3 separate regions of the Mus musculus genome follow, and regions 1 and 2 are each linked to region 3. A link is a loop called in an ENCODE intact Hi-C map of the cell type or tissue named here. Cell type or tissue: gastrocnemius. All regions are shown on one strand. Region 1 overlaps Macrod1 (mono-ADP ribosylhydrolase 1). Region 2 overlaps Macrod1 (mono-ADP ribosylhydrolase 1). Region 3 overlaps Macrod1 (mono-ADP ribosylhydrolase 1).

What was found. Hi-C counts contacts between places; a loop is a spot of excess contacts. Peaks named below come from ENCODE experiments on the same cell type or tissue, not always from the same donor. Only the 100,000 strongest peaks of a DNase experiment are listed, where the experiment ranks them.
Region 1: a loop joins it to region 3, with 6 times the contacts of the local background. A loop is called at or near these places in 41 of 42 quality-filtered maps.
Region 2: a loop joins it to region 3, with 3 times the contacts of the local background. A loop is called at or near these places in 14 of 42 quality-filtered maps.

Annotation. Positions count from the first base shown.
Region 1 is chr19:7,192,779-7,200,778 of GRCm38, forward strand. It overlaps Macrod1 (mono-ADP ribosylhydrolase 1), which reads left to right. Exons shown (of 11, transcript NM_134147.4): 5 at 3,636-3,752; 6 at 4,011-4,132; 7 at 4,227-4,257; 8 at 4,373-4,446; 9 at 4,754-4,835; 10 at 4,924-4,958; 11 at 5,135-5,284. The coding sequence ends at 4,928. Otub1 (OTU domain, ubiquitin aldehyde binding 1) reads right to left here. Exons shown (of 7, transcript NM_134150.2): 4 at 7,165-7,283; 5 at 6,885-6,969; 6 at 6,594-6,788; 7 at 5,428-6,461. The coding sequence ends at 6,264. Among named protein-coding and RNA genes, the nearest start is that of Otub1, 9.5 kb to the right of the region's middle. In gastrocnemius, no CTCF peak of the experiment used is centred here; DNase peaks (open chromatin) are centred at 3,405, 3,661 and 4,926; H3K4me3 peaks cover 195 bases; H3K27ac peaks cover 1,423 bases.
Region 2 is chr19:7,162,563-7,170,562 of GRCm38, forward strand. The region is part of intron 3 of Macrod1 (mono-ADP ribosylhydrolase 1); the gene reads left to right. It also overlaps a transcript of Flrt1 not described here. Among named protein-coding and RNA genes, the nearest start is that of Otub1, 40 kb to the right of the region's middle. In gastrocnemius, a CTCF peak has its summit at 3,647; DNase peaks (open chromatin) are centred at 1,824, 2,727, 3,192 and 3,510; H3K4me3 peaks cover 2,134 bases; H3K27ac peaks cover 2,256 bases.
Region 3 is chr19:7,064,164-7,072,163 of GRCm38, forward strand. It overlaps Macrod1 (mono-ADP ribosylhydrolase 1), which reads left to right. Exons shown (of 11, transcript NM_134147.4): 2 at 1,302-1,403; 3 at 1,924-2,040. Among named protein-coding and RNA genes, the nearest start is that of Macrod1, 11 kb to the left of the region's middle. In gastrocnemius, CTCF peaks have their summits at 602 (motif pointing right) and 4,117 (motif pointing right); DNase peaks (open chromatin) are centred at 604, 2,446, 3,817, 4,139 and 3 more places; H3K4me3 peaks cover 832 bases; H3K27ac peaks cover 1,186 bases.

The DNA.
Region 1 (8,000 bases), 130 kb after region 3:
TTACAGCACCCTAAATAGAAGCCAACAGTCCTCAGTGCCTTACTGGAGTAGTCCCCACCGGAGTTTGCCTTGGCTGGTCTGCAGAGGGTCAGGGTCCAGCCCTTTCCCCCTGCCATGAGATAGCTCCTACCAGCCCCATTCCCCCTGCTTGCTGGGAGAGCTGTGCTGGGACAGGGAGGGAGGAGTCTTCTGAGTCCCAAACTGACTGTCAGGTCTGCCCACAGTTACCAGTAGGTTGTCCCTTAGCATCTCCCAGGCTTTGGGGGACTGACTAGACAGGAAGGCAAGGGGCTGGGGTTCAGTGAGATGTAGGGATTAGGGAGGGCAGCAGTAGAGGAGAGGCCTGGGACAGAAGAGCCCAGAGTGGCCAGGGAGGAGACAGCTAGTGTCTGAGAGCAGCTTGGTGGGTGGCAGTAGTATACAGCCCTATGGATGAGCCGCACAGACCAGAGAGATGAGGGGCCCCAGGCCAGATACTCTTCTGGGGGATGTATTGGTTCAGAGAGAGAATAGATACCAGGCTGCAGGGGTAAAGAGGGAGGGCAGGGAGACAAAATATGACAGAATCAGTTGCCAGAGGCAGATAAGCACTGGCACACTGGGGGTGGGGGTGGCAAAAGCAGCCACATCATGGTCCCAGTAGAGTCTCTGAGCCTTCGATGTTTAGTGTGTGATCTATGCCAAGTTTTACTAGCCATGCCTCAGCATCTTCTATAAAGAAGGGGTTGGCAGCACCTCCTGAGTGGGGTGTGAGGCTCCAACAAGACAATCTATGGGTCTGGCTCAGCACCCCAAGGTGTTTACTGCAAGGAGGTCCAACGGGAAGGGATGGAGGCTGACCAGCTCCACCACAATGGAAGGATGCTCATATCGGACCAAGTAGACAGGAGGGTGTTGACCAGGCTTAGACTGAGCTGCAGGCCTTGGTGTTTGGTGAGAAAGGACTTTACCATTTAGTCTAACTGACCTCTGCCTCCCAACTGTTGGGATTAAAGTCACTGCATTCTTCCCTGGTGAGAAGCCAGCTACTATGGGATGGACATCACGGGTGGTAGGGAGACAGGTCTTGACAGTGGACATCCAGAGGAGGGTGGGAGGGTTGGGTGAGGAAGTGGGGCCAGGCATCTGAGACCTGTTTGGGGAAGGGTAACACAAATGTGTTGGCCAGGGCCTCATCTTTGGTTTTGGTCACAGTCAGGAGGTCCAAGTCCTATTCTAAAAGTTGGTAGAGGACTCCTGTGCCAGTCCTCTGTGCCCTCACTTCCCCAGGCTAGCCTCAAAGGACTAACTGCAGACTTGTTCCTTTGAGCAGGGTCTGTATTTCCACACGACCCTGTAGCCAGCCAAGGTCTCCTGCAGGACACTTCACACTGGAATAGCAGGTAGTGGAGTGCCAAGGGGCTGAGACTGATAGCCAGGGCCGGTAGGTTCCAGGAATGTCACCTCCTCAAATCCCAGTGCTCACCTTACACGACTCCCTCACCTCACCACAGACTCGCCATGCCATACACTGTCTGTTATGATAGGGGCTAAATCACTTTGTACCTGATCAAGCCCAATACTGCTCAGCTAACAAGAATTAGAGTCTGACTTCAGGGGCCAAGGACACTTGTTGCTCTTGAAGAGAACCCAGACACAATTCCTAGACACCACATGGTGGCTCCCAACTCTCTGTAATCCCAGTTTCAGGAGGATCCTAGACACAGTGAACATACATGCACGTAGGCAACACAGTCACACACATAAGGTAACATGGACAAATCTAAGAAATAAAATAAATAAGAAGCCGGGCATGGTAGTGCACGCCCAGCACTTAATCCCAGCACTCGGGAGGCAGAGGCAGGCGGATTTCTGAGTTCAAGGCCAGTCTGGTCTACAAAGTGAGTTCCAGGACAGCCAGGGATACAGAGAAACCCTGTCTTGAAAAAACAAAAACAAAACAAAACAAAACAAAACAAAAAAAACAAAAAACAAAAAAAAAAGAAAGAAAGAAAGAAAGAAAGAAAGAAAGAAAGAAAGAAAGAAAGAAAGAAAGAAAGAAAGAGGAAGAAAGAAAGAAAAGGAAGAAAGAAGATAGAATAAAAAGAACCAGAGCCTGGTATAGTGGTGAACTCCCCTAGCTCAGAGTGGAGGCCGGAAGGTTAGGGGTTTAAGTTTAAATTGAGGCTAGCCCAAGCTACACAAGATCATATGGCTCAAATAAAAACCAAAACACAACAAATATGAGAAAAAAGAAAAAAGGTCAATTTACTTAGCACTGAGGTATATAGCTCATCGGTGGGATGTGTGCCCTGGGTTCTGTCCCTGGCACTACCCTACCCTGCAACATTTATTTTTTCTAACATCCTATGAGGTGGGCCTCTGTTAGACCCAGAGAAGTAGTGATGAGCCCTGGGTCACTCAGGCTGCTCACCTTCCCTGCCACTGCTGTTCTGTCCAGTGCTGGGTCCTCTGGGACATCCCACCCAGAACAGATACACTGCGAGTCCTGGGAACTCCAGGCTTCACCCAGGCTCAGGACTCAGCACCCACTCTGCAGAATCCTGCCGAGGAGAGCAGGGGGCCTGAAATACCCTGCCCTGAGCCATTCCCAGGGTTCTCCAACTCTGGGAAACCACCCCAGTGCCAGCTCTGAGGAAAGTTGAAAATTAGGTGTAATTGGAAACAGGAAACAGAAGAGAGGGGTGTCCAGTTGGTGGCGCCCCATCCTGGGCAGGATGCAGGAAAGAAAGGGTTAGGAGTCTGTAAAATGGAGTCAGAATTTTTTGTTTGTTTATTTGTTTGTTTTGCTTGCTTTATGCCAGTGCATCCAGATGCCAGGCAGTAGACTTTCTCAAGGATAGGCCTGGGCTCCATCAGCCCTGCCATCTCAGGGGGCACTGTCCACATTTTGCAGTTGAGATCCTGGTAGAGCAGACAGGGGCAAACCAGTACTTGCCTCAACCTGTTTGGGCAAAGCTACATGGTTCTTGGGTGAGCAGCAGAGTTGCCTCTGGGCTTCTGCTGGCTCTGGAATATAGCAGCGTTAGGAGTTGTTTATCTGGGTCTGGATCCCCAGGGTCACAGAGAATCCCAAGAGCCTCCCTTGGATAAACAAGCCTGACCTTAGTTAAGCAGGATGGCTAATGCTGACGAGTCTGCTAGTTGCCCCAGCAGGGTTTGATAGACACCTGAGAGGCCTGGTCCCATGGGAAGGAGTTGGAAACCCTAGGCTCAGGCGCAGGATTGGACCTGTCATTTGGAACTAGGTGGCCTCGGCTCCTCAGACGGGATTAATTGAGGCTTGGATTTTGAAGCGGCCTAATCAAAAGGTGGGCTTTGGGATCCCACCAGATTCTTAGATCTGAGTGACCTCCGGACGGCTCGGACCGGACAGAGAAGCAAGTGGGTGGGCCAGGCGCGCCCCCTGCCGGTCGCCCCGTGTCTCTTCGCTCCAGGGTTCACTGCAACTCCTTGCAGCCTCAGTTTCCCTAAATGTGAAACAAGGGGCGACAAGAGCAGCCTTGGAGAGAACTTTGTGATGCCAAGTGGGCCAGTGCATAGCCTTGGAGTCTCTTGGGATTGGGTTGTCATGCATGCCTGATTCTTCAGGGATGCAGGGAACCCGACAGCTCATTTCTCCCGGTCCCCTGCAGTGGACGGCTGCATTCATCGGGCCGCGGGATCCCTGCTCACGGACGAATGCCGCACCCTACAGAACTGCGAGACCGGCAAAGCCAAGATCACTTGCGGCTATCGGCTGCCAGCCAAGTGTGAGTGTTCGAGGGGAACTGCCCACAGTCACAAGGGGGTGTCTTAACGTTAAGTGTAAGGGCCTGGCCCCTCTGACACTCAAGATAGCAGTTGGCAAATGGCTGGAGTTACAGCAGAGAGGAGAGTGAGAGGGCAATGTCAAGGTCTTTCACTACCTAGCAGTGACGTGGGTGGGCGGTCACAGTGTGTGCTGCAAGGGTGAGGTCCTTCTAGCGAGACAGCATGAGAGAATGATTGAAACTGTCACCCTATCCTAGATGTCATCCACACGGTGGGGCCCATCGCCGTGGGCCAACCCACTGCCAGCCAGGCGGCCGAGCTCCGCAGCTGCTACTTGAGCAGCCTGGACCTGCTGCTGGAGCACCGGCTGCGCTCAGTGGTAAGAGTCAACTGGCGGCAGGGTCAGGGTCAGGGTCATCAGGGAAGGCACCAAGTAACCAAGTCCCCATGTCATCTTGCCCTCTCTTCCCTAGGCTTTCCCGTGCATCTCCACAGGCGTGTTTGGTGAGTCTGGAAAAGCCAGGCCTGGTGTGGGCAGTGGCTCCTCCCCCGCCTTTCATCGAGGAGGTGGGTGGGGTGGGGCGGGGCCAGATGTGGACTCACCAGACCCTGCCCTCAGGCTACCCCAATGAGGAGGCTGCAGAAGTAGTGCTGGCTTCGCTGCGGGAATGGCTGGAGCAGCACAAGGACAAGGTGAGACCTGACAGAGGTTGGCAGTGAGGCTGAAGCCTGGGTGCCTAGCGCTGAGCTGTGGCGGGTCAGTACCTGCCCTCCCCCAGCCCACTCCCTAGGCCAGGCGTATTTGTTGTGAGACAGAGATGGGAAGGGGTGAGTGTGCAGTCTGAACCCCTTCTATAAATGGCACAGTGAATTCTCCAATCTCCTGTGGTACCCATGGTAGAGACCCCGCAAGGGCAGGTGCATTTGGGGGAGCACACAGTACCAGCACTGAGAGGCCAGTGGAGGCCTAGCCCAAGCTGAGCAAGTCTCCCTGGCACAGGTGGATCGGCTCATCATCTGTGTGTTCCTGGAGAAGGACGAGGGCATTTACCGGGAGCGCCTTCCCCATTATTTCCCAGTAGGTATGTGCCCTTTTCTCCTGGCCACCCCAGGCCAGCCTACCCCTCCCCCAATGCCCCGGGGCATCTCTCACTGTCCTCTGCCTTCCAGCCTGAGGTTCCCACATCCCACCCTGAACAGGACTGGTAAGCAGGGCCTGGCCCAGTACTGTGTGGCCGCGCTACACTACTAACCTGGACCTCTAACACCCGCTCAATCTGCTATCGCTTACCTCCATGCAGTGGGGTGGTGAAGGCAGGGGGGGGACCCTGGGGCTTTCAGAAGTCCTCAATTCCCTTTAACCTATCTGCTCTGCCCTCAGACCCACCCGGGCCTGTAGGAATTCGTTCCCAGCTTTGAGAGGTCTCAGAAGCCTACAGCTTGTTCCAGCCTGGCCATCACAGGGTTCTGTCCTTTCCTTCAGCCCTGCCTTTCAGAAGCCTCCTAATAAAGCTGTCTGGCTCAGCCCTCACTGTCTGGGTCTGGCTGGGTTCTCCTCCCCCCACCCCCCAAGGTAGCCCCTGGTAGGGGTGGTGTCTTGGACATCTTGCTTCAAGAGGCTACAACAGCCCTGGGTGAGCCAGGAGGGTAGATGCATGGGCCAGACAGCAGAGGCAGCGGCAGCAGCACTTCACATTTATTGAGGGCCTGCCCCCAAGGAGCTCACAGCCTGGGCTGAGACCCCACATGTGCTGGGGGTGGGGAGGAGAAGGCAGGTAATGCAGATATGGCCCAAGCAAAGGGGGTGCAGAGCAGGCACAGGCAGGGGCTCTGGGGAACAGGGGACAGGCAAGCTCTACTAGAGTGTCTCTCTCACACCAGGTCAGCTCCTCCAGGGCCCAGAGGATGCCTAGCTGCTCCACCCACTCTAGGCCAGCCTCCTCCCATGAATCTCTCACCCCAGTACTCCTCAATCATGCAGGCCCTTGAAGGTTGGCAGAGAGTTGTATCTGGGGCCCTGGCCAGAACAGCAAGTCTGTAAGTGCTTTGTATGGGTGGCTTGAGACCTCTGGTCAAGTTCCCACAGAAACCCTTGGGAGGCTAAGGAAGAAAGGGCAGGCCTATGGGAGCAGAACTCCAAGGAACCAGAAGGGGCCCACAGAGGCCTGGTCCCTTCCAACTTCTCTTGGCAGGAATGCTTGGGGTAGATGGTTGGAAAGCTGGGGACCCATCCTCGGGAAAGGGACAGCCAGACACAAGGCAGCCAGCGGGCAGGTAGGGAAGGGCGGCAGAGCAGGGAAGCGCACACTCGGGCTCACCACCAGCATCCCCTTTAATAAAACATGGAAGGTTCTATGACAGGAGAAGGGAGGAGTGAAATATGACCATTTACAACCACACACAAAAAAAAAAAAAAAAAAAAAAGAAAAAGAAGAGAAAGAAAGAAAACCCTCTGTACATGTCTAGCGCCTGGCAGGGGAGGCAGGCGGGGCACAACAGGCCAGCCGGTCCTATTTGTAGAGGATATCGTAGTGTCCAGGTCGGTAGAGAAGGTAGACCTTGGGCTCGGAGCCCTCGGGGAAGACGTGTGGGTTGGTGGTGCCGCCCTCGCCGCGGTCCATGTACTCCACTTGGATGGACACACTGAGGGCCTGGGCCAGGGCTATGATGTGGATGTGGTCGCTCTCCTTGCACATGGGTTCCACCTCCTGTGGCACAGGGGCAGGTCAGGCCTGTCCCAGGATCCCTCCCCCAGGTCCCACAGCTCACCCTGGCATGCCCCACCCTGACACAAAAGAGAAAAGGAGGGCCCCAAAGCAGAGTGAGAGAGGAGGTGGCACCTGCTGGCAGAACTCCTTAACAGTCCGGCCACCCTCGATGAAGTGCTCGAAGAACTTGCTCTCCCGCTGTAGGTAGCCTGAGGTGAGCAGTCGCAGGTAGACCACAAGGTAGTCTGAGGTGCTCTGGTCATTGAAGGAGGCCAGCAGGTCAGCTACTGAGGTCTGCTTCTCCACCTGCTCGATAAGGTCCATGAACTGCCCCACCCAGGGACAAAAGGTAAGATGAGGAAGATGGCAACAGGCCACCCTTACCATACATTAACCCAGCCTGAAACTGGTGGGCTCACTCACCGTGTTGTGGAAGTCTTCAATTGTGAATTCAGTGAAGCCCTGGGATACCAGGTCCTCTTTACTCTTGGCAGACACGGCTTTGAACCTGCAGGTGGGAAGGAATGGGAAGCCAATATGGGCTCCTCGGCTAGCAGAGCAAGGCCCTAGCCAGCCCAGTCCTGCCTAGACAAGGACACCCACCAAGCTCAAAAAGAAGTCCCCAAGCAACCCAAATGATGGGTAGCCTAAGGCCCTGACTTCCTCATGAGAGGTCCAGAGCCCCAGTGCCTGTCGTCCTCACCGCTGCAGTTCCTTGCTGTCATCTAGCAGTGCCTCCAGGTGGGAGAAGCCAAACGCTCGGTAGAAGCAGTTGCCATCAGGCCGGGTCTTCCGTATGTATGAGTACTTTTTGTGGAGGTCCTGCAGAGATGCAGCTCAGCTTAACATTCACCAGCCCAAGAAATGGCTAGAACAGCAGGTGGCAACTGAGCTCCCACCTCCTGGCTTCTGAATGGGGACACCAAGTAACCCACTGGCACTCTTGGAAGCTATGCACTTATGTGTCAATGGTTGTACGGTCGCCAGCCGCTAAGCCATGTGGGTACCACTGGCTAGAGCTTTGTTTAAAAACAGGTGACTAAATCTGTCCTTGACTAATACAGCTTTTTAAGGTCTTTAATGCAAGCAAGACAAACGGGAACAGGACAGGCCATACTACCAGCTGCCCTGCCCAGTAGGGCTCTAGCCACAGAGAAGCTCTCCCTACAGTCTGGGGCTAAACTGGCTCTCCAATACACTTTCACCTTCTAACCATGCTGCCCACAACAGGGACCACCTCCTTCAGCCCTTCCTGCTTCCTCGAGATGAAGCAGTCCCATGACACAGACTCCTAGTACTGCTTAAGCAGGTCTTACCCATCTGGACAACCCTGGCCCTGGTCACCCCTTGTGCCTGCTCCTTCCTCAGATGACTATCCTCAGACAACTGTCAGTAAAGAGAGTCCTTTTACACTGAAAATATGGCCCTGACATTTCATCTGCCACTATGCTGCCCCAATATTCACTACCAGCTCCTGTCCCTCAGATTCAAGGACACCTTCCTATCAGTTTTGACTCCAGAGTCATATAAGATCCAGGT
Region 2 (8,000 bases), 98 kb after region 3:
GCATGGACTCTGCTGGAGACTTCCAGGGTTCACCTCATGGTGGCTGCCCCACTTCCCAGGTGAGGGAGCCCAGGCCCACAAAGGTCAGGCTTGCTGAAGGCCAGCTGGCCAGGCAAAGGAGTCCTTCCCAGGAACCACCTAGGTCCCCAAAATATGACCCACTGGATGACAAGATCCCCCCCCCCCCAGACAGGGTTTCTCTGTATAGCCCTGGCTGTCTTGGAACTCACTTTGTAGACCAGGCTACAAAATCCGCCTGCCTCTGCCTCCCAAGTGCTGGGATTAAAGGCGAGCGCCGCCACCACCACCACCACCGGGCTGACAAGATGTTTAATGTCATTTCCAGATCCTAAGATGAGCCAGCTCGGTAGAATACCTCCTGGCGCAGTCCCCTACCAACCCCCCCCCCAAGCTCCGCCTCCACGACGAGGCCACTTTGCAGGCCTGATGGAGGTGTCAGGGCCCCCTGCACCAAAGCAGAGTGGCTACCTTTTTCTTTTTTCTTTTCTTTTCTTTCTTTCTTTCTTTCTTTCTTTCTTTTTTTTTGGGGGGGGGGGGCTTCTCCATGTAGCCCTGGATGTCCCAAAATTCTCTTTGTAGACCAGGCTGGCCTCCATCTCATTGATTCATGAGTCTCTACCTCCCGAGTTTTGCGATCAAAGGCATGCACCACCACGCCCTGCCAAGCATCTGCTTTTTTTTTTACAGCAGCCACAGCAGCAGCCATCTCAAGGTCTGCCTCTCTATCTCTGAGACACCTGAGGAGTCTGGTCCACCGGGGCCTCCGGTCCCTCTCCAGCCAACTCTACACCAACACCTTTTTCCCAGTCTTTTGGCAGACTGTCCTGCCCTGCTCTCTCATTTTCAGGCTTGAAACTCACCCCTCCCCATAAGTCATGGGTTTAAGATCCTTGACAGGCAGGCGGGTTCCCAGAAGGGAGGCTACAGACCTGGGGCAGGTAGCAGAGGCTAGGCCACTAGGTTTCAGTGGAGACTTACAGAGCTGAGTCTCCAGGCTAAAACCCTAAAACCTTGCCTGTGCAGCCTGCCAGCAGGTGAAATGATACAGAGATGGCCCTCCGGCCTCTACGACCTCCTCTTAAACAGCCTGAGTGGATCTCCCAGGGGTTTCCACAGGACTCTGAGAGAGACACAGTTGCTAAAGGCCCACATGCCGCTAGTTGCATGGAGGAATCTGACCCCTTAACCTGCCACTATCTCTACAGAGAGCCTCTGCCCTTACAGACCCCTGAGCCAAAGAGCAGAGCCATTAAAGACCTGTAGCAAGTGCACATGCATTTACACAGCAGTCCCTGTTCTCCAACTAAGGTCCAGGGAGTAGTTATAGCAGGCCAGCTATAACAGGACAGAAACACTGAGGCACACAGAGGGAGGACTAGCAAGGTAGAGTCTGATGGATGGACCCCCATCAGACTAGCTGCATGGACTAAGCCAAGTCAGGCTGGCCATCATCTCTGCCTGTGGGCTTCTGAGCCTGGCCTGTCTGGCTTCCACTCTTCAGGGGAGGTTTTGCCTATAATCTTTCTGAGAACCAAGGTGGGATGTGTATACCTAGTTTCTCCACTCCCCCCCCCCCCCGACATCCCCCCTCCATACACTCAAAAAGCAAGACTGTCTCACTTCCCACTTCCCACCTGGCCTGTAGCCCAGTCGACCTCAGCTCTCCCTACCCTCAGACCTCCCAGGGACCCTCATATCCAACCACCCCCCCACCCCCAGGCAGCATCTCTTCCCAGGCACTGGCCCTGGCAGCCTGGGCCATTTCCATTTTAAACCTTCGGAGGAAGCCCTGAGCAATCGCCCACGGCAGGCACCAGCTGACAGGTGATGTTTGTGCCTCTCCTCCTGGGGCTGGCAGGAAGACACGCAGTTGGCTTTCAACTCCAGAAACCTGAGCCTGGAGCCCCTGTGTGCAGCCGCCTTCCCCCGTGCTTGCAGGGAGGGGAGCCCCAACCCACATCCCTCTGCCAAGAGAGTCAGAGGTCTTAGGTCCTCCTTTGCCTACACCCACTCTCCCACCCAGACAGCCTCCCCCCCCCAACTCCTAAGCTACCTAGGGTTGAAAAAGGGTGGGGCTGGTCTCCATCCCCCAAAGGATGCAAGAACGGAGGTGAAGCAAGGCTGGACCTTGTCACCCCTCACCTCTGTTCCCTTGCCTTGGCTTTATTTATTCACATCAGACCTCTCACTTGGGCCTCCAGGGCCTGGCACACCCCAGCTGAGCTGTGTTCTCTCTTAACCATATGCCCGGGAGAGCCTGGAAGCCCTCCCGGGGGCCCCAGGAAGCCTGGAGCAGCTCCCTGATGTCGCTGCTTCACAACTTTGTCCTCCTCAGAGAGCTCTGATCAACCACGGCTCCCTGCAGCTGGGCAACAACGCTCCCCAGCTTTCCGCCCCTGGGCCTCGGATCCCCACGAGGAGGGGCGTGCTCGCGGTCTATTGCCTCCTTGTCTAGGGAGCTGGGGGGTGGGGGATTCTGTGCTGTGCCCCCAGCTCGCTAGTCCCTCCGTTCCACCTTTGCAGCCGCCAGGTGCACAGTCTCAGCCCCCGCCGGCACCAGGCTGCCAGTCCACAGCGCGCGCAGGGAGGGAAGTTGGAGGCTGCCTATGCCCCCCTTGAAGTCGTTTTAAAAATAAAACCTCGCTCTAACCGTGACTCACGCGGCTAGTGGGGACGGGAGCGCGGCGCCGGGCCGGCCCGCTGCCCTCGCCGGGCTCGCCCCTCACCCTCCTTTTCCCGAGTGCGGGGCAGGAGCTGGGACCGACCTGCTCTGCCCGGCGCCCCCCGCGGGCCCGGCTGCCACCCCCCCCCGGGCGCAGCCAATGCTTGGCTTGGGGCTGCAAGCGAGCCCCCGCCCTTTCCAGCCTCCGCTCCAGGGAAAGGGGCCGCGGGCCGCGAACCCCGCGCCTCCCGGCGGCCCGGCCAGCATCGCCCGCTTTGAGCTCTTGACTTTCAATCCCCCTACACCCCGAATCCCAAAAGCTGTACGTCCCCCACCACACCGGACCGACTCCGGCGGCGCGATCCGGCCCGATGCGTGCAGCACGGCCCCCGCCCCGCACGCCCCAGCGCCCCGTCCCGACCCCCGGCCCGCGCAGCTTGCCTTACCTGCGTAGCGGCCGGGGAGGCGGGTCTCCTCGGGAAACTTTGCGGCGGCGGCTGGAGCCTCAGGGGTTATTCCAAGGAGCGGGCGGGAGCCCCAGCCGGAGGGCACCCAGGGGGGCCGGGGAGAGGAGCCCCCGGCGCGCGACGGAGCTCTGTGGCGGGCCCGGGGCGCGGGGCGCGCGGCGGCGCATCTGCCCAGCGGAGCGGCGGGAGGAGTGCGCGGGGTGGCGCCCGGCGGCGGGGTGCGTGTGCCCGGGCTGGTGCGCTCAGCGGGGCGAGGGCAGCGGCGGTGGCGGCGGCGGCGTTCAGGGCGCGGGGAAGCAGGCTGTGCGGCCGCCTCTCCCCTCGCGGCGGCGGCGGCGGCGGGGCTGTGCGTGCAGCGCGGAGCGGGGAGGGCGGGAGCGGAGAGGGAGGCGGCGGGCGGGGAGGAGGCGGCGGGGGCGGGGGCGCCGCGCTGCGCACTGGCCGGCGGGACCCGGAGCGGGAGGCTGCGCCGCCGCGCGGGGACTCTGGCCCAGCCCGGGAGAAACGGCGTCCGTGCGTTCCCCTCCTCCTAGCCTCGGCCAAAATGTCTGGGATGGGGGTGGGGGAGGACGAGTTGGGGAGCTGGTCCCCCCCTAGGGACTAGGGGGAGGGAGGCTCCCAACACCAGTCTCCAGGGCTAGAAGGAGGATGGCAAGAGAAGGGGTTTCTGGCTCGGGCGTCTCCTCCCCCTACATCGATCCTCTCAGCACCCACTCATTCATCTGTCCATCCATTCATTCATTCATCCGTCCACGCGAACATTCATTCACAAACAGAACCCACCTACTCTGCGTGCCCAGGTAACCCTCCTTGCCAGGTGCCCCTTTCTCGGCTCAGGCAACACCACCCCCCTCACTTGCAGCCCCTCCTGCACAGGACCTCTCTGAACTCTGCTTTTCTCTGAGTAGGACCCCACCCAGATGTGTAGGAGGGCAGGTTGGGTCAGATGCCAGCCCCCCCTTCCCCTCCCCTTTGAACAATTTAGCTAACCTCCCTAAACCTATGTGTCCTAAGTATAAAATGGAAGCATTAGCCCCTGGACTACTGGAGGGTTAAGGAGACCCACAAATGGGTATGTGGATGGAGGCAAGACTGATAGACGTTGTTTATGGAATGGGAAAGTTGTGCTATGCGCCCTGGGGACGCGGGGATGGATGGACTAGACAGTTATTTAGCAGGGAAAGTACCCAGACTTAGCCTTGGGAACACTAACATCTCTCTGCCCAGCCTCACAAACCCCGGGTGCAGACCTTGTTACCTTGTGACAGAGCTGGGTGGTCCCTTACAGACTTAGTTTTCCCCTTGGGTGCTGTCTACTCTGGGTGAGTCCCTAATACTGCTTAGACCACCTGTGAGTTCCCCCACAGTTCCCAGGCCCATCCCTAGACCTCCATAATCTATCTAAGACCCTCCCTGCAGGCAGACCCACTCCAACGGCTCCCACCCCAGCATCCCAACTCTAGGACCTTCCAGAAGTCCAGACCAGTCTGCACTTCTTCCCAGGCCACCTTCGCTCAGGATGCCCACTGTCACCCCTGAGGGAGGGCAAGCTGCCCCTCTGAGGCTGCCTTCCCTGCCCCTCCCCCCGCAGTCTTTGCCCCTCCCACCTCCTCCTCACCTCCCAGCTCCCTTCCTTCCTTCCCTCCCTGGGTTTGTGCTCAATTCACTGAACAGCTATTTTTTCCCTCCCAATTTTTACTTATCGCCCAAACAGCATTATATCAACAATAAAGGAAAGGGGGGAAAAATCACCCACAATGCCACCGCCCTGTGGCGTCAACAGCTTCCCTTCCCCTGCTCCCTTCCAGGCCGGTTCAGGACAGAGCTGGCTATAATTTTCACAGAACTGTGATTTCTGTCCTGCCTGCCTAGACCCCCAGATGGACTCGGAGGCCCCAGGGCTCCATCTCCACTGTTCCTCCATCGTGTCTCTTAGCATGTGCCTCAGAAATTCTGTGTCTTCCTCCTTTCCTAAAACAAGCCCCCCCCCTTACCTCCCTACCACCCCATGCCAGGCACCAGGCTGGTGCCAAGCAAGCATCTGGCCTCATACTGAGGTGGGTAGTATGCATGGGCTTGACTTGACACATCGCACTTAGATATCAAAATATCCCCTTCACAATCGTGGCTTTAGTGGTGATGTGATGTTCCTTCCAGCTGATGAACTGTAACTGGCTTAGCAGGAGCTCCTGCGCACGATTCAGGGGACACTGGGGGAGGTCCACCGTGCTGGGTACCATCTGGGACACCAGGGAGACTACTGTGAACCAAGCTGCAGTGGATGCAAAGCTGGGGTTCCAGAAAGGCACATAGTCACCCCTGGACAAGAGCTGAAACAGGATTCTCCACTCGACCCCAGAGACTAGGGCCAAGCCATCTGAGACACCAGAGAGCATCCTGGGGACAGTGGCTGTTCTCCTGGGGTGTGGGGGCAGGAGAAGGTGCAGCAGGAGCCCTTTGCAGAGATGAATGTCATAGTGGGAATGTCTAGGTGCCACCGAGCAAGAACTCTTGGCTGGAGTTGGGGATCAGAGTCAGGAAGACTGTGTGGAAGCGGTGGAAGAGGCTGATAATGGCAGCCGGGCTGGTGTGCAGGATCTTGGACCTATGGACTATGTAGGAACTCTGAGAGAAGTGGGGCATCAACCAAAGACTGTAACTCTAGGACAGTGAGACAGCCAGCTTGAGAGCAGTGAATATAGTTTGTTCAGTCCACAAATACATGATGAACCCCTGTATGCTACAGGCTACAGGAGAACACAGGATAATGGTGAAGGATAGAGTTAGTCCTGGGGGCTGGGTCCTGGGAGGCAATCAGCTTTGAGGGCAGCGCTAGTCACCCAGGAACACTTTGTGGCTTCAACCTTGAGTTTGCCAAGCCCCAGCTCCTCCACTGGGAGGGAGGCAGCAACCAGAACAATGTCCTGCAGCTCAGAGTGGGCCCTCCCACTGGGCAGCAAGGTCAGCCTGGCCCTGCCCGCAGCCTCCTCTCCCCAGCCTCTCAGCCACTACTTACCCTCTTAGGGGGATGTAGCTTCAGTTTGACACCTATATTTGTGGTGGCCAGTGACCCTCAGCACTGTCCCATCCTCCACTTTCTTATGCTAATGAGGCCACCACAGACTTCCTATGGCTAATGTGACAGTCTGGAAAGATCCTAAGATGTCTTCTATCCTACAAGTTGCTGAGATAACTGGATTTGGCAACATTGTTGTCAGGCAAGGCTGGGCCAGTCTTAGGCTCTTTCTGAGATGAGGAAAGATAGGCTCCCCGACTGCACACTTCAACCAGCACCAGTAGGGACCTCCTCTCTGGGGGTTCCAGAGACTCATGGCCACTGGCTACCTGGCCTCCCTGAACCCCAGAGGTGCCCAGGGCATTCGGGGACATTTACACAGGTTTGTGAGCTGTGGGCTGTGAGATAGCTGTGCACACTGCTTCAGGAACTCCTCGCTGGCTCACCAGCCCTCACCTTCCAGCAATGCTTCTGGTCCAGGTCTCTCCTCTACGGTGCTCACTCCCTTCAGCCATTCTCCCCTGAGAGTTCCTGTTGGCAGAATACTGAGGGCTGAAGCTTCTCACAGACAGCAATGTAGAGGGCTACTGGTGACTGAGTCTCAGGGCAGTCTCAGAGAGCAGGATAAGGCCCTGGAGAGGGAGATCCAGGAGCAACCAGAGATGGGGCTAAGTCCAGTATGCTAAGGCCCGCAACTCCTGAAAATGGCGACTGGGACAAGGGTGCTTTGAAGAAGGGTCAAGCCAGGGACAGCTGCTGGCTGAGGATCTACCCACTGAGTTGGCCTGTCTGATTTGAGTCCCATTGTCCCCTGAGACAAGCCCCCCCCCCTACCCAAATGACTTACCCATAGGCCAAAGCCTGGCCATCCTGTCTACCGAGTCTCTCCCCGACTCCTTGTCTTTCTCCTTTCTTGTCGGGGCTATAAGAGAGTACCATGGCCTGGGTAGTGTATAAAGAAAAAGGGTTGTTTAGGGAAAGGTCCTGGTCATGACACATCTGGTGTAGGTTTTATTGCTTATGGTGATTCTATTGTGTCATGTGGTAAGACAGGGCAAGCTAGCCAATATATGTTTGGTTTTTTTTTTTTCCTTCTCTTTTTTGTTTGTATGTGTTGTTTTGTTTTTGAGACAGAGCCTCATGTAGCCCATGCTGGCCTCAAACTGGCTATGTAGACAGGGATGACCTTGAACCCCTCCCACCCCCCATTCACCTCCCTCACCACACCTGGCTGTTTCTCTCCTCTTAGAAGGCCACTAATGGTGGGGCTGGGCTGTAGCTCAGCGATAGGGCACTGGGCAACCATGTGCATCCTGAACTTCAGAAAAAGGGTGTGGGGAGCACTAATCCCCTCATAAAGGTCCCATGACCTCCTCTAACCCTAATTGCAGCCCAGAGACTGATACCTCTAAATACCACTTCAGAGGGCTGGAGAGATGGCTCAGCGGTTAAGAGCACTGACTGCTCTTCTAGGGGTCCTGAGTTCAATTCCCAGCAACCACATGGTGGCTCGCAACCATCTATAAACAGTTCCGGCGTTCTCTTCTGCTGTGTCTCCAGCTACAGTGTTCTCATATACATAAAATAAATAATATTTAAACACCACTTTAGAGATTACATTTTCTTTATTGTTTTTCTTGTATCAGAGAAGGAGATCCAAGGCCTTCTGAGTGCTAGGCCAGCGGCCTACACGGAGTTACAGTTAGACCACGGTCCTTAGTTTTGTTTTAAGATCAAACTAGGGCTGGCCTTGAACTCCTGCTGCCCCTGACCACCGGGATTGTAGGTGTGTCACCATGGCTGTTTGTGTGGTGCTGGGGATGGAACCCAAGGC
Region 3 (8,000 bases):
ACAGTGAGCAGGGACTGAGCGAGCAGGGTTGACTGGAGCGCGCAGAGGTCTTAAATTCAATTCCCAATAACCACATGAAGGCTCACAACCATCTGTACAGCTGCAGTGTACTCATATACATAAAATAAATAAATAAGTAAGTCTTTAAAAAAAAGGAAATGGAAAGGGTGATGAGAAGGGGACTTGAAAGAAAACTGTCATTCCAGGCAGAGCAGATGCAAAGACCTGAAGCAGGGAGTCACCAGGGTGTTTGAGGTAAATCGCCAGGTCAGTGGATGCGGGTGTAGTTAGGAGGTAGGGTTTGGAAATGGGGTGTGTGTATTATAAGGGTCAGCTTGGGTCAGGTCATGCTTTTTAGGTTTGAGCTGAGTCTCACCTGCAGGAACCTAGGCCTTTGTGTAAGCATCCTACCAGCTGGTCTACATTCCCAGACTTAACTCCTACCTGTGTTCTGATGCCATTTGGGTTCATTCATGTGACTTTTGCTGTGTGTTGTCCCCTCTCTAGTGATGGTGAGGTCAGCCACTCCATTCTGTTAGTCTGTGTTTGAGGGACCATAATTGGGCTGAGCCTAAGTGTATGGATGGCCTCGTGCCAGCAGGGGGAGCCTGTGAGCCATGAGCCTGGACTAAGCGGTTGCTGAGATGCTCTATCATGGTGGCGAGGGAAGGTCTGACAGGGCAGAGGGACCAACTTGGAACACTCAGAGTCTCTGAGCATGTGGGGGCCTGGGTCCTTTCTCACCATCTGAGTGACCTCAGGCTGCCTCCCAAGTCCCTGCTGCCTCATCTATAAAAATGGGAATATTTGTCTACGAGCTGCATAGAGCCCCTGGCCAGTGCAGGCAGGACGCTGACACCAAACACCAGGCCTGCCAGAGTCGGACTTTGAGGATCCTTGTCTCACAGCTAGTGACACTGTGGCTGAGAAGGGACAGAGCATCACCAACCCACCTGGTTTAGTGTGTTTACAGTTTGCAATTGTTCTCCAAGGGGCATCTTATCCCCCTACAAGTAAATGAGGGATCTAGAGAGATGTTTAGGTACCAGGAATTGGCCAGGTTGAATTCTCAACTGGGTTCTTAATGGCTGAGTCAGTCCCTCAGTCTCCCTGGGCCTCAGTTTCTCTTCTTGAACAAAGACAGGAGGTCAAAATGTTGTGGAGTCTGCCATGCCCTGGCACCCCACCCCCACCCCCCATTCAGGAAGCATGGCTGGTAGGACCGGGTTATACCCTTGGTCTCGGCAGCAAGTCCTCCGGAGGAAGAGTCTGACTGCTCTGTGCCTGTCCTGCCCCTGCAGCCTTTCTGAAGGGCCTGAGTGACAAGCAGAGAGAGGAACATTACTTCTGCAAGGATTTCATTAAGCTGAAGAAGATCCCCACGTGGAAGGAGACAGCAAAAGGTATTATACCCTATTCCCTGGGCACGGAAGCCCCTCCCCCCTCGCAGAATGACTTGGGAGGATCTTCCAGAAGCATCCAGGAGCACCAACTGAGTGCTCCTTGCATCCAGGCCCTCTGCACGTGTCTCCTCATTTAATTACTAACACTGCCTGAGGCCTTGGTTTGCAGTCCCATGACAGCATTAGGAAGCCAGCTCAAGCGAGGCCACATAAGCCATCCACCTTGGGTAACTCAGTTACTGGGGACTGGGGTTTGATGCTGTGGCGCACTTGCTTAGAGGGGCATGCTGGGGAACTTCCGAGCCCTGAGAGCACAGATCTGATGCCCCATGACCTCAGTCAGGCTCTTATCCCACCTCAGACTCTGTGTGATACCTATAAAATGGAGTGTGTGAAACCAAGCATGGAGGGCATTTTGGGAGTCCCAGCACTTGTGAGGCAGAGGCAGGAAGATGTCTGGCTCTTCAGTGACTCTTCAGTGAAGGCCTTCTGTGTGACCCCCTGACCCTACCTGTTCTAGGGCTGGCTGTGAAGGTGGAGGACCCCAAGTATAAGAAGGACAAGCAACTGAATGAGAAAATCTCCCTGTACCGTGGGGACATCACCAAGCTGGAGGTGGATGCCATTGTCAACGCTGGTGAGTGACTGGCCTGAGTCAGAGGCCTGGGGGGACACCTTAGGCCTGGTTGGTGTGCCAAAAATGGGTGGGCGCCACCTGGCTCCAGAGAGGCTCCCAATTGCTAGTGTGGATGGCCTCCTGGCGCCACCGGAGCCCAGCGTGGCTGCCACTTGGGCTCCTCTTCTTTTGAAGCCCTGACCTGCCTTCTGGGGGCACCTCCCTCTGCCAAGCTGCCTTGCAGCCCTGAGGCCCATTAGCAGCGGGGATGGGGGAAAGCTGTCTGGAATGAAGCCACACTTCCCTGCCTGAGAAGAGGCCAGAGCCAACTCTCCTCGACCTAGGGCAGGGGTGGGGACTGTGGCTGCCTTCCCACCCCCACCAGTCCTGCCTCACTCCACACCTGGCCAGGTGAGGGAGCTCACAAGGGAAGGGAGAGGACGGAGAGGTTCCCTCAGCCCCCTGGCAGCTCTCCAGTGCCTGGGCCGCGAGCTGCTCCGCTTCCTGCACGTGGTCTCTTCTTGCTGGCTTGGCGGTTTATTGTGATGAGTAGAGAGGAGGCAGCTGCTTCTGTGGGGGAGGGGAGAAGGCCGTGTGTGTCTGGCTGAGGTCAAGAGGCTCTGGGAAGGGCTCTGGAGTCATCAGGAACTGGTGTCTGGGGATAGTAAATCGTGTACGTGTGTTGGAACTTCCTGGAACAAGGTCGGGTGGCTTCCCTCCCTCCCTTCCTCCCTCATACAACCTCCAGGAACTACAGTAGGCAGTAGAGGTATCGTTTTCTATGATTCTGTGAATATCAGGGCAGAACTCCTAGCACAGAGCTCCAACTCACAGGAAAAAGGTATGATGATACCAGCCCCTCCCCTGTGCAGCCCAGGGCACCGCAGGTACTTGTAGACCTTCTGCCGCCTGGCTTGCTCTGCCATCCTTGAGTCTTGACAAGGGAGGAGGTTCTTCCAGGACTCTAGAACTGGATGCAGCTGATGCTGTCCACGCCTCCTTGGCCTCCTTAAGTAACCAGGCATCCAGCAGAGGTGGCTGCTCCCTGGTCCTTTCTGATTGTGATCTGGGTGGCATTTTCTGGTAGGGTTCTAGGCTGGTGTTTGTAGAGGATGCTCACTGTACTCCCCCCCCCCCCCCCCGCCTGTCTCAGGCACACAAGTGACAGCTGGCATTCAGTGCCAGAGAGAGCTTGGGTTACCTTTGCATTTCTGCTGTTGCATCTGTGTGTCTCCCTGGAGAACCTGACAGGGTTGGTAGGTGGCGGGGAGTTCGACAAATCTATCTGACTGAAGGCAGCCTTATCTGGTTTGCACAGGCTGCACCAGCTCCTCGGGGAGAATGTTGCTACCCACCCCAGAGGTCCTCAGGAAGTCTCTTGGCTCTGCCTTGCCCTGGCACCTGACTCTGCTGGTCACTGCCGAAGGTGTGCGAGGCACCCAGTTGGTTCTTCCCCCGTGGAGCTGTAAAATGGACAATGGAAAAGCGGGCAGCCTGGCTGGTGAACAAGTGTGGGTGCAGGGACCAAAGTATCAGAGGGGCAGGAGAGGGCTCTGGAGACTGGTACAGGGTGGGTCCATGGATCTGCCTGTCAGCTCTGTTACTGAGGCGCACTCCAGCACTAGCTGAGCTGGCTGCCCTGGGCTGGCGGCCTTCTCGGCCATGCTTCCCCCAGGACGTGGCATCCGGGGAGGTGCACTTGCCAGGCTTCTGTCTCTGCACGATGGGGATGAGGGAGAGTGATCTGTCGGATTGTTGGGGACACGAGGTGGGAATGACACTCACTTACCGCCTGCACGGGAGCCAAGGGTTCGACACCTGCACTGTGACACCATTAGCATCATGCCGAGTGCCAAGGACTCGCTGCTTCCTGTAGATGGCCAGCCATCCCTCCTCTCGCTTGCCTTAGTGGACCTAACACCTCTTGGTGTTAGGCAAGTGAATGGCAAGCAGTAGCTGAAGCAGATGTTGGACATTGGTTTTTCCACGCAGAGCCTGCGTCCCTAGTGTTTGATGCGGGTATTGGTCTTAGTCAGAGGAGTCCTCAGTGGCCTGGGTTCTCTCCCCAACCCCCTGCGATCTTTTGGGCCCTGGCTTCACCCTGTCAGAGTCGCCCACCAGGAGGCAGCAGAGATCGCGTTTCCGAGGAGCCCATAAATCAGCCTTTATTAGTGAAATAAAAGTCGCAGGCAATGTGGGGCTTTTCAGGGCTGCATAAATCTGCGTCCGAGCCTCGTGAAACCCATATGTGCTTAATTCATATGTAAAGTTTCAAGCAGGAAGAGAATGCGTGTCCATTAAATTCTATTTGACTTGATTATAATCATTAGCCGTGAATAATTGCTTCTCATTGCCGACCGCAGAGCCACCACAATAGGCGAGAGGAGAGAGCAATTATCTCGGGGTGGGAATTTTTAAATTTTTATTTTTGAAGCCAAGGGTAGCATTGGCCTGTGGGCATATGATAGCCTGTGGTGCACAGGGTGGGCTGGGAGTGGTTGGGGCTTGAAGTTCCACCAGGGCTTCCACTGTGTGTGTGTGTGTGTGTGTGTGTGTGTCTGTCTGTCTGTCTGTGTCCCCCTGGGCCTCCGAGGGGGCCTGTGAGGGGACGGGGAGACTTGGATCTTATTCCTATGCTGAGAAGTGGGAAGCTAAAGGGAAGGATCTCTGGCTGAGTTGTAGGCATCTCTGTCCCTTGGTATAGGAGTCAGGGAGTGTGTGTAGAGGGGAGGTCCAGTGCCCTCCCCTGCTACTCCTCACATTCACCCTTGTCTTTCTACTGGCCATCTAGCATTGTGAAGCCCAGGACTGATTTCAGTTCTGTTTTAATGGCATGTGTGATGTGACTGGTGCGTGTGAGGTGGTGGAGTGTGATGGCAGGCATGTGTGTCTGTGATGTGGATGCATGCCGTGTGGCAGAGGTAGGATGCTTGGGGCAGAGAGAAGGAGGGATGCCTGGCTAGTGAGTGGCAGGGCTTAAGGTCACAGGGGCAAGCCAAACTTACTAAACTTTCCCCACGGCTGCCTCATGGGCTAACGGCCAAGGCCATCAGGGCAGTGCCCGAGAGAGAGCCCCAAGCTCTTGCCATCTGTGCTGGCCATGGCTCCTGCCCACAAGGGTATGCCACATCCATCTTAATGAAATCGACTGCCACGCTGGCTGGCAAGATAAGCTGGGGAGCCCCTTGTGGCCATTCTGTCCTCCAGGCATCGGAAAGGCTGGGGCAGTGTCTGTGTCTCTAGCTTTTCCTTTGACCCCTGGGACTGTGTGTGTCTGGGCTTCTCCACTTGGGGTGGGAGGTGTTGTGACCTTTACAGGGCTTGAGTCTTCGCTCTGCCTCAGGGGATGGATGTATCCTTAACATCATGTCTGGTGTTTGTGGGCCCCTGTGCCCGAGATGGCCAAGTCTCAGTTGGGAACACAAAGACCCTCATTCTTGGCCAGTCCCGGGGTCCAGTGGCCTGGCTTTGGCCTCAGAGTCATCTTAGGGCAGAGCATGCATGAATGTCACACTTTGTGCAGAGACACAGCCCTTCTTCTCTTCAGAGCAGTCTGAGTCTACACATGTGTGTCAGGGCACTGAGGCCTTTGGAGTGGAATCTGGGGGCTCCAGCCAGCACCTCCCATCCCTCAGGTCCTCATCTGGAAACTGCCATCATCCTGGGCCCCAGCCTGTGTGGGAGTGAAGATGACACATGCTTAGCCCTGACACACAGAGGGCCCCAGTAAATTAGTCCTGGGGAAGTCAGAGCAAGAGCAGCTAAGTAGAATATAATGTGACATGGCGGCGCCGGGAGGGAGGGTTGAATAAAGTATGCGTGAAGCCGCAGGGACCAATTAATTCTGCAAGGAGGTGGCAGGGAGGCGAGAGGGTCACAGAGGCCTTTGAGGGGCCTGGGATCTGGGGCCTGGCCTTAAAGAATGGGTGGGAAGCCATGTCTCACAGCGACAAGCTGGCCTCGCAGGGAGACTTTTAAGCTGCTTATTTATTTAAAATAAGGCTTGAGTGGCACTCAGCTTAAGTCCTGCGGCTTTGATTTGTGAGAGCCTACCCGCCTCTTATCCCCCACCCTCCTCGCCCCCACCCCAAGCCCTTGTTTCATCCCTTCTTGATGCCCTGAAGGGTACTGGATCCCGGTGTGTAAAGAGCAGGCCCCGACTCTGAGCGTCTGAGCGGCCACAGAGTGCCCCGCCCTGCTCTGGCTGTCCCCCAGCCCTGCCTCGGCTGGACTGGAGCGGGTGATTTAGAGACCGCCTTGATGGACTAGCAAGCAGGGGGCCGCAGGGACAGCGACTGCCTGGTGGGAAGTGATCTGACGCTAAACTGTCGCCGTAAATCGCTTTATCTGTCACTTCAGATTTAAATGTGTTTGCTGAGGCTTGCCGGCCGCCGACAGCAAAAAAAAAAAAAAAAAAAAAAAAAAAAAAAAAAAAAAAAAGCTCGGCATCCGCATGGGTAGGGGCCAGGGCCGGGGCAGGACCGGGGCGGGACTGGGACAGTGCTGGCCGGAGCAAAGCCAGGGAGACCACTGTGGCAGCCTCTGCACGGCCCACTTAGCTTAAATCTGCAGGGCCTGGCCCTGGGCTGCTCAACTTCTCTCTTCCTTTATCTTCCTCCCTCTCTCCCCTTTCTCCTCATCTTCCTCCCTGTCCTCCAGCTCCTTCCCCTTCTTCCTCCTCCTCTTTTTTCCTCCTCTCCTCATCTCACTTCTCTTCTCCCCTCCTTCCCCATTTTCCCCCTCCTCCACCCCTCTCAAATTTCCCCTTCCTCTTCTCCAGGCCTGTCCTCTCCCCCACCCCTCCAGAGTTCCATTCCTTTTACAAGTCGTAGTGCATCTCCAGGTCTGTGTATATGGCCCTCTCGCCCAGCACTCAGATGTGACAAGCTCTAATTCCCTGTCTTTGCTGACTGCTGGAAGCAGAGGGCTGAGTGGAGAGTGAGCAGGGGTTTGCTCTGGGGAACTACCGTTTGGATTTACTGGCCTCACACGGACTGGAGGTAGCTTCCTGCCGTCCGGTTAGTTGTCCTGGGTTTAGAGTTCCAGCCCCCAGTTCTTCAAGGACTGCCCACCCTGGGTTGCCTTGACTGGCAACCCTGGGTTGCCTTGACTGGCTGAGGCTTCCTGAGCAAGAGACTAGGTCTCTCATGAGATCATAGAACCAGGTAAGAGTCCTTAAGCCAAGCATGGTGGCACATGCCTTTCATCCCTTCCTTCTGGAGGTGGAGGCGGAGGCAGAGGCAGGCTGCTGTCCATGAGTTCGAGGCCAGCCTGGACTATATAGTGAAACCCTGTTTCAAAAACAGACAAACAAATCAAAACCCCTTGTCTTTGACACTGGGGTTTAGAGGGATGCAGCCAGCGTGACCCTCGCTGGGGATAGCCTGGCGTGGGAACGACATGGAGCGGGGAGGTGAGTCAGCAGGCCTGAGGTCCAGCAGCCACCCTCCCGAGTAAAGAAGCACGAAAGGCCTGATGCCTCCAGAAGAGTGTGGCTCATTTCCACAAGGTCGAGCCATGTTATATAAATTCATAAATGATGGATCCCTCCTGAATTATTGAGGCTCCCTCTAGGGCTTAGTCCAGTGAGGTGAGCCTCACTGATGGGCAGGGCTCAGAGGAACCCTGTTAAGTTCCTACGGCCTCCACATCTTCTGCTAACATCCTACTGTGAGTCAGGACCCACCTGTCTGCTGTCTACACAGGGAGTGGGGGAGGAGCTCCCACTGTTCTGAGCTCTAGTTGACTTTTGGTGAATAAAAGTGACCCAGTGCTGTTGAGCGCCGGCTCTGGGATCCCTCTCCGGTCCAGCACAAGCCCCACCCTGCCTCTCTAGGCCTCAGAGGAGTCTCTTGGGTTCATAGATATGGACAGTGGTTAACATTCATGGGTCTCTCTTGGGTCTCCTGGCCGTGTGTGAGCCTCTGGCGGCGAGGAAAGAAACACAAGACTCAGTGTGCCTACATGCACAGCACTTGTAA